Regions from separate parts of the Homo sapiens genome. Here region 2 is linked to region 1. Evidence: chromatin contacts called from ENCODE Hi-C or POLR2A ChIA-PET data. All regions are on one chromosome and are shown on one strand. Each heading gives the region's core, a stretch centred on a gene start or an enhancer-like site at or near the end of the contact. The rest is flanking DNA. Distances are from core to core; before and after follow the strand shown. Region 1 has its middle 14 kb from the start of LBH. Region 2 overlaps LBH (LBH regulator of Wnt signaling pathway).

The links. A loop is a pair of places that touch in the nucleus more often than their neighbours do. ChIA-PET counts read pairs that join two places held with the same protein, here RNA polymerase II (POLR2A). Pooled maps may share reads with other maps.
Region 2: a map of PC-9 shows a loop between it and region 1 (6-fold over the local background). The contact joins two enhancer-like sites. A Hi-C loop is called at or near these places in 5 of 168 maps with a recorded cell type or tissue (CD4-positive, alpha-beta memory T cell, Caco-2, PC-9 and 2 more) and 12 of 50 pooled maps. POLR2A ChIA-PET finds 5 or more read pairs at or near these places in 22 of 52 experiments (A673, BJ, CD4-positive, alpha-beta T cell and 16 more).

Annotation. Positions count from the first base shown.
Region 1 is chr2:30,215,023-30,219,924 of GRCh38, reverse strand. No RefSeq gene overlaps it. Among named protein-coding and RNA genes, the nearest start is that of LBH, 14 kb to the left of the region's middle. RefSeq lists an enhancer at 785-1,984. Within about 2 kb of position 2,089, at least 11 of the 41 ENCODE cell types and tissues checked have a DNase peak (open chromatin) inside an H3K27ac peak, as active enhancers do; they include PC-9 and ascending aorta, where a contact is called at or near this core.
Region 2 is chr2:30,250,531-30,255,432 of GRCh38, reverse strand. The region is part of intron 2 of LBH (LBH regulator of Wnt signaling pathway); the gene reads right to left. Among named protein-coding and RNA genes, the nearest start is that of LBH, 21 kb to the right of the region's middle. Within about 2 kb of position 2,337, at least 23 of the 41 ENCODE cell types and tissues checked have a DNase peak (open chromatin) inside an H3K27ac peak, as active enhancers do; they include PC-9 and ascending aorta, where a contact is called at or near this core.

The DNA of each region.
Region 1 (4,902 bases), core at 840-3,339:
GGTGTATGGTAGGGCTGTTGTTGGGGATGCTCTTGGTGGCCTTCCACTGTGTCTTCCAATTCTTTCTCATGAGGCCCCATGGGGAGCCTCAGCATCAGGAATAGATGTGCTTCTCTGCAGCAGCTGCCTGGTTTTTCTTATCATGGGTGCAGTGCTGTACGTGCATTTCTTTAACTTTTGCTTTGTGGGTTGGGAAGTCAGAGTTTGATTTGAAAGTGTACAGGACCTTACAGCAATAAGGTAGCAGCCACACTGGGCTTTGTCCTCTGTTATCTATTATTTTTCCTTTCCCTCTATATTCTATTTTTTAAACTTTGTTCTATTTTATGTGGTTTTTGTAAACTCGGATACTTTCTGTAAAGATGTAAAATATAAAGAACAAAATTACTTATGTCTTCTTTGGAGGCCTTCAGTTTGTCTTGGGACGTGGCGCTGTATTTTCCTCTGTGCAACAACTTTCCAGGGACGGAATTGCTGTGGACTTCCAGGAGGGCCCAAATCTGGCCTCCCCACACTGCAGTACAAATCATGGCTGCATCTTGGCACCACTAGGAATGAGGTTGCAATGTTAATGGGTCCCTGGAGCAGACTGACTTGTTGAGTGGTCACCAAAATTCAGGTCTTCCAAGTTTTCAGACTCTCCAAGGGAGAGTCTCACATTGTCCTCACTTTTTCCTGATTATAATGAGTGGCCAGGGACAGCCAGTGGGGCCACCTCACTCCTTATGATCCAGACATGACTCAAGTTTCTACCTGAAAGCTGCCTGGGTTTTGCAAGGACACACCACCATTCTTCAAGGTATTTAAATACCTCCAGGTGGGTCAGTCTGGTTATATTTGCCTTCACTTTGATGTTTCCACGAGCTGGGGCTTTTTTGTTTTTGTTGCTCTCCTGGAGTCCTGAATGGCCCTTACGAGGCATTCTTTCCAAGCTGACACATCAAAGCAACTCCTCCTGGTATCAAGAACTTTCTCCAACTGCGTGTCCTAGGGGCGAACACATCAGCACCAGAGGGATCTGAAAAACCAGTCTTGTCCACCTTTTGGAGCTACTCTCTCTTTTGAAGAGAGGACCTCCTAGGCCAAACCTAGATAACCAGGATTTCTGAATTCCTGAGCTTGGCCCTGACAATGTACGGACGAAATTACTCATTTCCAGGTGCCAAGAGGGCCGATCACCACAAGCAGACAACACCCGTCTCTACCACAGGCGTTTATTATCTTTTGTCTTTGGGTTATTTCAGATCACTGTGAAAGGAGGGAAGGTAGCAATGAAATCTTTTGGAAATTACACATATAATGCATGAATTAACCTCTCTTAGCTTCAATTTCCTTGCCAGCCAAGGAGGGGGCGGGGATAATAACACCCACCTTGCAGAGTTGGTGTGAAGAGTTACAAGAGATGATAGCAAACATCTGGTACGACACCTGCAGCCTGCATCAGTGCTCCTTAATCAGTAACTATTTTGACCGTGTAAAATGCATACAGTCATCTGAGCATTAAGACTTTGCAAATTCAGAGAGTGGTCCACAGACCAGCACCCTCGGCATCACCAGCCGCTTGTTAGAAAGGCAATTTTCTCAGCCATCCCAACCTGCTGAATCAGAACCTGCATTTTAATGGCATTCCCCAGGTGACCTAGTAACGCACTACAGTTTGAGAACCCTTGATTTAAGGGACAGGAATTTTACCTTTGAATTTGGCGGTGATGGCATTTCTCTTGGCAACAAACAGACAGTTAGTGAGTCCATCAATCAAGTTAAGGCAATATTTACCTAACACAGCGTGCTCCTGGGCCCGAGGCTCACCTTGCTCACCTGCTCTGCTCACCTGCCTCCCGCAGTCACCTGCTCAGTGGCCAAGACTCCGGGGAGATTGCAGGCTCCTTGTTTACCAGGCAAGCACAGATAAGGTTTCTCACAGCCCCACCTGAGCTCCTGTGCCAAGGTAAACTTGCTGTCCAGAATGGCTCCCTGACTGGAAAATGTGTCAGTCTATTTATTTCTCACTCCCACTGGAAAAAAGGTGGGGTGGGGGAGTGACTGGTCATGATGTCATTCTTTCCACGGAACTTCTCAAAGGCATTGCATTTCTCGGTGACTTCCAGGCGCTGCCTGTGTGTCTGCACAGTACGGAGCACAACTGGCCAAGAACGGAGTTTCTCTTCCTTCTCTCACCATGCTGCCCCTCCTCCACCTCCTGCTGGGCCTTTTATTCCCTGTGGGCCTTGCAGGCAGCCCTAAAAAGGAACCTGGAAGCCATGAGGTGTGGGAAAGTTTTCTTGACATTTCTCCCAGAGGTGAACTGCAGAGAAGTGGGAAAAAGGGTGAAGTGATCTTTCTAAAAGCCATACAAAGAATCAACGGCAGTTGCATTCATCAAAATTCTTGCTTACATTTCTCTGGAGAAAAGCTAAGATTTTCTCATTGGGTTTCTGTCCCCAGATTGATGGGAAATGCTAGCAGACAGCACTGGAGGAAATCTGGGCTCACCCAGAAATCTGGGCTTAATCAATGATTTCTGCCATTCATCCTTTTTACCAGGAGGCTCCTACAGCTCCACATTGCTTCCATCCCAAGTCAGAGGCACTTTCTGAAAACACAAAAGTTAATAAATTAAGAGAGGGGCCTTGCGCAGGCCAGTACAGAGAATTTTCGTGAACGAAGAGATAGAAAGCCAGTCCAATTTAAAAGTATTACAATGTTTTTGATAATATTTCAACATGTAGATAAAATCAGAGACTGATACAGTGAATAGGAGTGGACCCATTTTCCAGCTCTATTCTCCAGGGTAGACTTGTAGTAACAAACAACCCCCAAACCTCAGCGGCTGACAGCACTCATCTCCCTCCCATCCTCCCATCCTCCTAGGGTTGCCTGGGGGTGTCATGCTTGCTCAGGGACTGGGGAGGACAGAAGCTTTGTCTCTGGGCTGCCATGTTGGCCAAAGTTTTTGTGCATTGGCTCAAGAGGCCAGAAACACAAGTCAATTCCAGTCACATTTCATTGGCCAAGGCAAATCTCTAGGCTGCTCCTGATTCAAAATGGGTGAGGACATAGAATCCTACTATGGGCCTGGCAGGCAGAGAGCCAGAAATATTTGGTGGGTAGCGCTAATGATGGCCACATCAGCTTTAGCAAATATTAACACATTGCCTTATTTGCTTCATGTCTTTTTACTTCAAAGAAAGTAAATATCAGCGATACAATTGAGTTCCTCTCTGTACACCTCCCTCATCCCATTTTCTTCCCTCATTTCCCAGAGCTAAGCACTGTTTTGAGATCAGTGTTAATCATCTTCACATGTGTTTTTATACTTTTACTATTTTTACTACATTTTTTATGTATCACAGACATTGCAAAGGATTATTATGCCAGCTTTTAAATTTTATATAGTGTATAATCATATCTGTAGTATCACTATCTTCTGCAATATTCATTTCTCCCTTAGCATTACAATTGTGAGATTTTTATCTATGCTGACACATACTGTGTTGTATTCCATTGTATAACTCTAATACAATTTAATTATTCTCTTGTGGATGGACATTTAAGCTGTTTCCAGTACTGCAGTGAATATCTTAATACATGTCTTCTTGACTATATGCCTAGGAGTGGAATTTCTGGACATGATCATCTTCATTAGTTGTTGCCAAATTGCTCTCTGGAGTACTTGGATCAACTTACAGTTCCACTAGCAGTGAATGAGACTCCATGATTTAACATCTTTCCCAACACTTGGCATTGACATACACTTTTGCTATCTGGTGGGTGTGAATGGTATCTCATTGTTGTTTGGATTTGTACTTCTTTAATAGTGAAAGTAAGCATCTTTTTATATTTTTATTGACCTGGAGTTTTTCTGTGAATTGATAGTTTTGTCCATTTTCCCCCATATGTTGTCTTTTTCTTATTAATTAGAGATATCGCTTTGCATATTGTATTCATTGCAAATATTATCTTCCAGTCTATGGCTTGGTTTTCACTTTGTTCTCATGGCCTTTGTTGTACAAAAGTGAGTTTTAATGTACTAGTCCACATTACCACTTTTAAAATTAAACTTACCCCAAGTTTCTATTTTCAGTGTTTTTAAATGAACTCTTCATCTTAAAGTCACAAAGAATTACAAAGAATTTTTCTATGTCTTCATCTTCTGTTTTAAAGTTGTGCTTTTTTTTTTAAGTTTTTAAGTTTTAAAGTTGTGCTTTTTTTTTTTTTTAAGATCACCCAGGAATGATCTGATGTAGAAATCTACTATTTTCCATATGGATAAAGGTTGCTCCTAGCACTCATTTATCAGATAGAATACCCTTTCCCCACTGGCGTGTAACATCATCTCTGCCCCATCTTCTTTCCAAACATGGGCAGGCCAGTGACTGGGCCCTTTATTCTGCTCCCTTACTTATCCTTGTGCGCAGACTATATTGTCTTCTTTTCTAAATATTTTGATAATAAATCTTGATATCTGGTAGGGCAAGTTCTTCCACCTTGTACTTTTTCAAAATTGTTTCTCAGTTATTCTTGGCCCTTTGTGCTTCCAAGGGAATTTTGAGATCAGATTGTCTAGTTCAAAACAAAGCAGAACAAAACCAAACACAATCCAAACCCAACCAAAAAAAAAAAAAAAAAAAAGCTGTGTTAGACTTCAGCTGAAATTGTATAATTGATTTGGGAACAATTGACATCTTTATTATTTTACATCTTCCTTTTTATTTGTTTCCTTTTATCTGGCGTGTTCTCATGCTTTCCAAGCCCTCCATAAGATCCTGAATTTCGTCCTCTTCTTCCCTCTCTAACTCTTCTTACTTTGACCCAAACATGACTGACTTTCTATTTCCTGTTTTGGCTTCAGTATCTTTCCTTACTATACCATCCATCTCTTTCAAAAGTCTCCTAATTCTT
Region 2 (4,902 bases), core at 1,088-3,587, 35 kb before region 1:
GGGATGGGCCAGTGTGGGTCACGGAGGCAGAGGGGGACACGGACCCCGACTCTGGGCTCTGTCTTCCTGACCAGGTTGGCCCAGAAGTTCTGCCCTCAGACGGCGCTGTGCCCAGACGTGCATGTGCCGAGCGAGGAGCGCCACGTGGGCTTTTTGGGTGCGTCCTCATTTCTTGGGTGGGGCCAGAGCCCCCCATGGGCTGTGAGGACACAAGGCGCCCTCCAAGCATGAGCTCTGAGAGTGGGTGAGAGGGACCCCGATGGAGGGAAGCCCACTACAGGTCACGAAGCTCTTTCAGATGTCAGCTCGTTCAGGGCTCACTGCCACTCTAGGAATAGTAAGACCCGGGACTCTGTGGGTCACATGGCAGAGCCAGGATTCAAACCTACATCTGCTGTTTTCAGTGCCTGAGCCTTCTGGAAAATGGATTAGGCTGCTGCTGGGTCTCCACCCCATTTCACAGATGGAAAACTGAGCAGGGAGGGAGAGTAAGACTCTGGGCCTTCACTGCCCAGGCAGCTGTGAGGGCCCCAGCCCAGGAGGTGAGCTTCCCAGTCCCAATGCTTGTTTTAAACCTTCAGGATCCAAGACAGCGCCATAAGCTGTCAAGAGGAGAGGGGGACCTGCCCTGTGAAGAGCCTGGCCCTGCCTCCACCCTCTGACCTCACTGCCAGGATTGTGCCTACCTGTGCCAGGGCCACATTGTCAGGGCTGGGAGAGTGAAAACCCAATTCTAACTATGACAGCCTAAGCCAAGGAAAAGCAAAAGGCATGACAAGCAGGGCAGGCCCAGCAAAAGGAGGAGGGGGGGAGGGGGAGGAGGAGGAGGAAGAGAGGAGGAAGAGGACGAAGAGGAGGAGAGGGGTGGGAAGCATTGGATTTCACTTCAAGCTGGAAACAGGTCTTTCATTAAAATAAGGAAAAAAATCTAATGATGATGATGATGGATGAAATTTTTCCTGAGCAGAATCTCAAACCTCACAATAATTCTAGTTACCACCCCCCAACTTATCCACAGTTTTGCTTTTCTTGGTTTCAGTTACCCACGGTCAACTGCAATCCCAAGATAGGTAGGTACGGTACAATAAGATATTGTGAGACAGAGACAGAGACAGAGAGAGACCACATTCACATAGCTTTTGTTGCAGTATAGTGTTATAATTGTTCTATTTTATTGTTAGCTATCATTGTTAATCTCACATTGAGTCTAATTTATAAATTAACCTTTATCACAGGTATGGATGTATAGGATAAAACATAGCATATGTGGGTTTGGTATTATCTGTGGTTTCAGGCAACCACTGTGTGTCCTGGAACGTATCCCCCAGAGATAACGGGGACTACTGTAACCCTATTTTGTGGATAAGAAACCTGAAGCACAGAGACGGTATGTGACTTGCTCAAAGCCACGCACCTGGGAAGCAGCTGAACTGGGATCCAAACTCAGACCTGTAGGACTTCAAATGAAGCGTTCACTTGATAGCATGGGTTAAGCCACACAACCCAGGTGCTCACTATGTCCTTGACCACCATTGTATAACTCCGGTCAAGTCCTCTCAACCCCAAACACCTCAGTTTCTCCTTTTGAGACATGAGGTGACCTTCTTGTCTCACTAGATGGGTACAAGTTCTTGGCAAATATAAAGATGATAAAATACTTTGAGGACATAAGCAAAATTGAAACTATAATGTCCTCTTTGGAGCAGTTTCAAAAGAACTACAGTAAGCATCCAATCTCCAAGCAAGAGGGAGTCATATGAACACAGTAATTAAAATAATTCCAAACAGCGCCATTCATACCGAGAGCTCCACAATTAAGTCTTTTAAGACCTTGCAAGAGGTCTGAGAATTGAACTTCTGATACTGCTTAGCTGCCAGAGGACTTTGCTCCCTGAATTGCTCGAAGCAAGCACTGTTTAAATTTTTTTGTTTGTTTGTTTACAAAGCCTATTAATTGTATTTTTAAAAATTACTACAATAATCGAACCCTTCCATCAGAGATCTTATTTTATTATCAGATTATACCCATTTGGGCCTCAAAATTGTAGCTCTCTCCAAACACAAAAAGTACCCAGAACCAACAGCTTCTGGTTTCCTTACAGACAGACAGAAAGCCTTGCAAAGTGCTGCTGAGTAATTTGCCAGCACAATCTTATCTCTGACAGCTGCTTCAGAGGCTGACCCCAAGGAGGTCAACATTTTTCCACTAAGTCATGCTTTTTAATCATCTAGGCAGCAGAAAAATGAGAGGTTGCAACTGCAATTTGACGGGTGGGGTAGGCAGTGGAAAAAAGGACTTGAGTCAGACTTGCCAAGCACATGACAGGTAGGGGTTGAGGCGGCAGGCCAGGCCGGCATGCTGCCTGCCTGCAGGAACTGGCAGGGAGTAAAGAACTGCCCCTGTTCCCAAAAGAAACTGCTTCTGGTTAAACCTCTTTCCCCAAAGTGCTCCTTCTCTCTGTACTACAGAAAGGCAAAAACAAACACAAATCATTTTCCCTTCTCTCTGCAGCTCTCAGAGGCATTTCTCACCCTCAGCCCAGGGTAGGGCAGGTCTAGAAGAATCCACCCCCAGCTGTGATTCTCCCAGCCCTACACCTTCCTCCCTCTGCCAGCCCTGGACTCCACATCCAGCAGCCACATTGGGCTGCCAAAGCTGATGGCTGAAATGAATCCAATGGACACCAAGTGTGTTAGTCCATTCTCATGCTACTATGAAGAAATCCCCAAGACTGGGTAATTTATAAAGGAAAGAGGTTTTTTTTTTTTTTGAGACGGAGTCTCGCTCTGTCACCCAGGCTGGAGTGCAGTGGCACGATCTCTGCTCACTGCAAGCTCCGCCTCCTGGGTTCACGCCATTCTCCTGCCTCAGCCTCCTGAGTAGCTTCGACGACAGGCGCCCGCCACCACGCCCGGCTAATTTTTTGTATTTTTAGTAGAGACGATGGTTCACCATGTTAGCCAGTATGGTCTCAATCTCCTGACCTCATGATCCGCCCGCCCTGGCCTCCCAAAGTGCTGGGATTACAGGCATGAGCCACTGCACCTGGCCTAAAGGAAAGAGGTTTAATTGCCTCACGGTTCCACATGGCTAGGAAGGCCTCAGGAAACTTACAATCATGGTGGAAGCGGAAGCAAACACATCCTTCTTCACAAGGTGGCAGGAGAGAGAAGTGCCGAGCAAAGGGAGAAAAGCCCCTTATAAAACCATCTGATCTTATGAGATCTCACTTACTATCATGATGAGAATGGCATGAGAGTAACCGCCCCCATGATTCAATTACCTCCTACCAGGTCCCTCCCATGAGACAAGGGGATTATGGGAACTACAATTCAAGATAAGATCTGGGTGGGGACACGGCCAAGCCATATCACCAAGTTCCATCCTTTGCAAATGGAATGAAGCCTTGACATTTACACACACCATGAATCTCCCAGGTCTTGCATTCTCCACTGTGTAGAAAAGTAAGCACCATTGTTCATCTCAGAAGCTCACCCTCAGGCCCAGGATTCTCTGCTCCAACAGCCTCTGCTGTTGGTCGGCCAAACAAACGCCCTGGGCTTCCCTGAAACATCTTGCTGCCTTCATCATCCTCATACTAAATCATCTATCCAACAAAGCAGCCACTCACCACACAGGGCCATTTAAAGTTACATTAAATTGATGTTTATATTATATCACATATAAATTTCTGTTAATAAAAATAAAATAAAAATTTTAGCCACCTTTCTTATTTTTTATTAGTTTTTTTTTTTTTTTTTTCTTGAGATAGGGTCTTGTTTTGTCACCCAGACTAGAGTGCAATGGCACAATCTCAGCTCACTGTAGCCTCAACCTTCCAGGATCAAGTGATCCTCCCACTTCAGCCTCCCAAAGTGCTGGGATTACAGGCATGAGCCACCATGCCTGGCCATGGTGATGGTGAATTTTACAGGGGACACCTCTTCGGAGGCATCCTTTGCCTGGTGGCCTCCAGTCCCAACAGGCCGTGGCATTTTGGGAACTCAAATGAATTCACTTGAAAGGTCAAGGGAGCTTCAAGGCTTCGTAGCAGGAAGAGATGGTCTGTAAGATACTGGAATTTCTGGCTGTATAGATCAGTGCTGTCCAAAAGAATGTTCTGCATATGGAAATGTTCTCTATCTGCGCTGTCCAGTACAGTAGCCACTTGCCATGTGTGACTATGGAGCACTTGAAAGGTGGCTAAAATTGGCCAGGCACGGGTGGCTCATGCCTGTAATCCTAGCACTTTGTGGGGCTGAGGTGGGAGGATTGCCTGAGCCTGGAAGGTTAAGGCTGCAATGAGCAGAGATTGTGCCATTGCACTCCAGCCTGGGTGACGAAACAAGACCCTTTCTCAAAAAAAAAAAAAAAAAAAAAATTCTACTGACAATAAAAAATAAGAATGGTGGCTAAAGTGTTATTTTTTATTTAATTTTTATTAATAGAAATTTATATTATATACTATAAATATCAATTTAATGTAACCTTAAATGGCCCTGTGTGGCGAGTGGCTGCCTCGTTGGATTGATGATTTAGTATGCGGACGATGAAGGCAGCAGGATGTTCCTGGGAATCCCAGGGCGTTTGTTTGACCGACCAACAGTGGAGGCTGTTGGACCAGAGAATCCTGGGCCTGAGGGTGAGCTTCTGGAGACCAGGAATTCCTCAGCAGGCTTCTTGCTTAGGCATAAAAGTTGCCGGTGAGCCAGTTCCCATTTCACCCTTGGAGGGGAACTGAAAGGCAACACCAGGGCTTCAAAGGCCCCAAATTTAGGGACCGGGCTATCAACTGTCTGCCTCCATGCCAGGTGACCTAAACCTGGCTGCCCCTGGGGTGGGAGAGGAGAGAGATGCCTGGCACCTGGCATGGAAAATGTGAGCGCTCCTGGTCAGAGCCA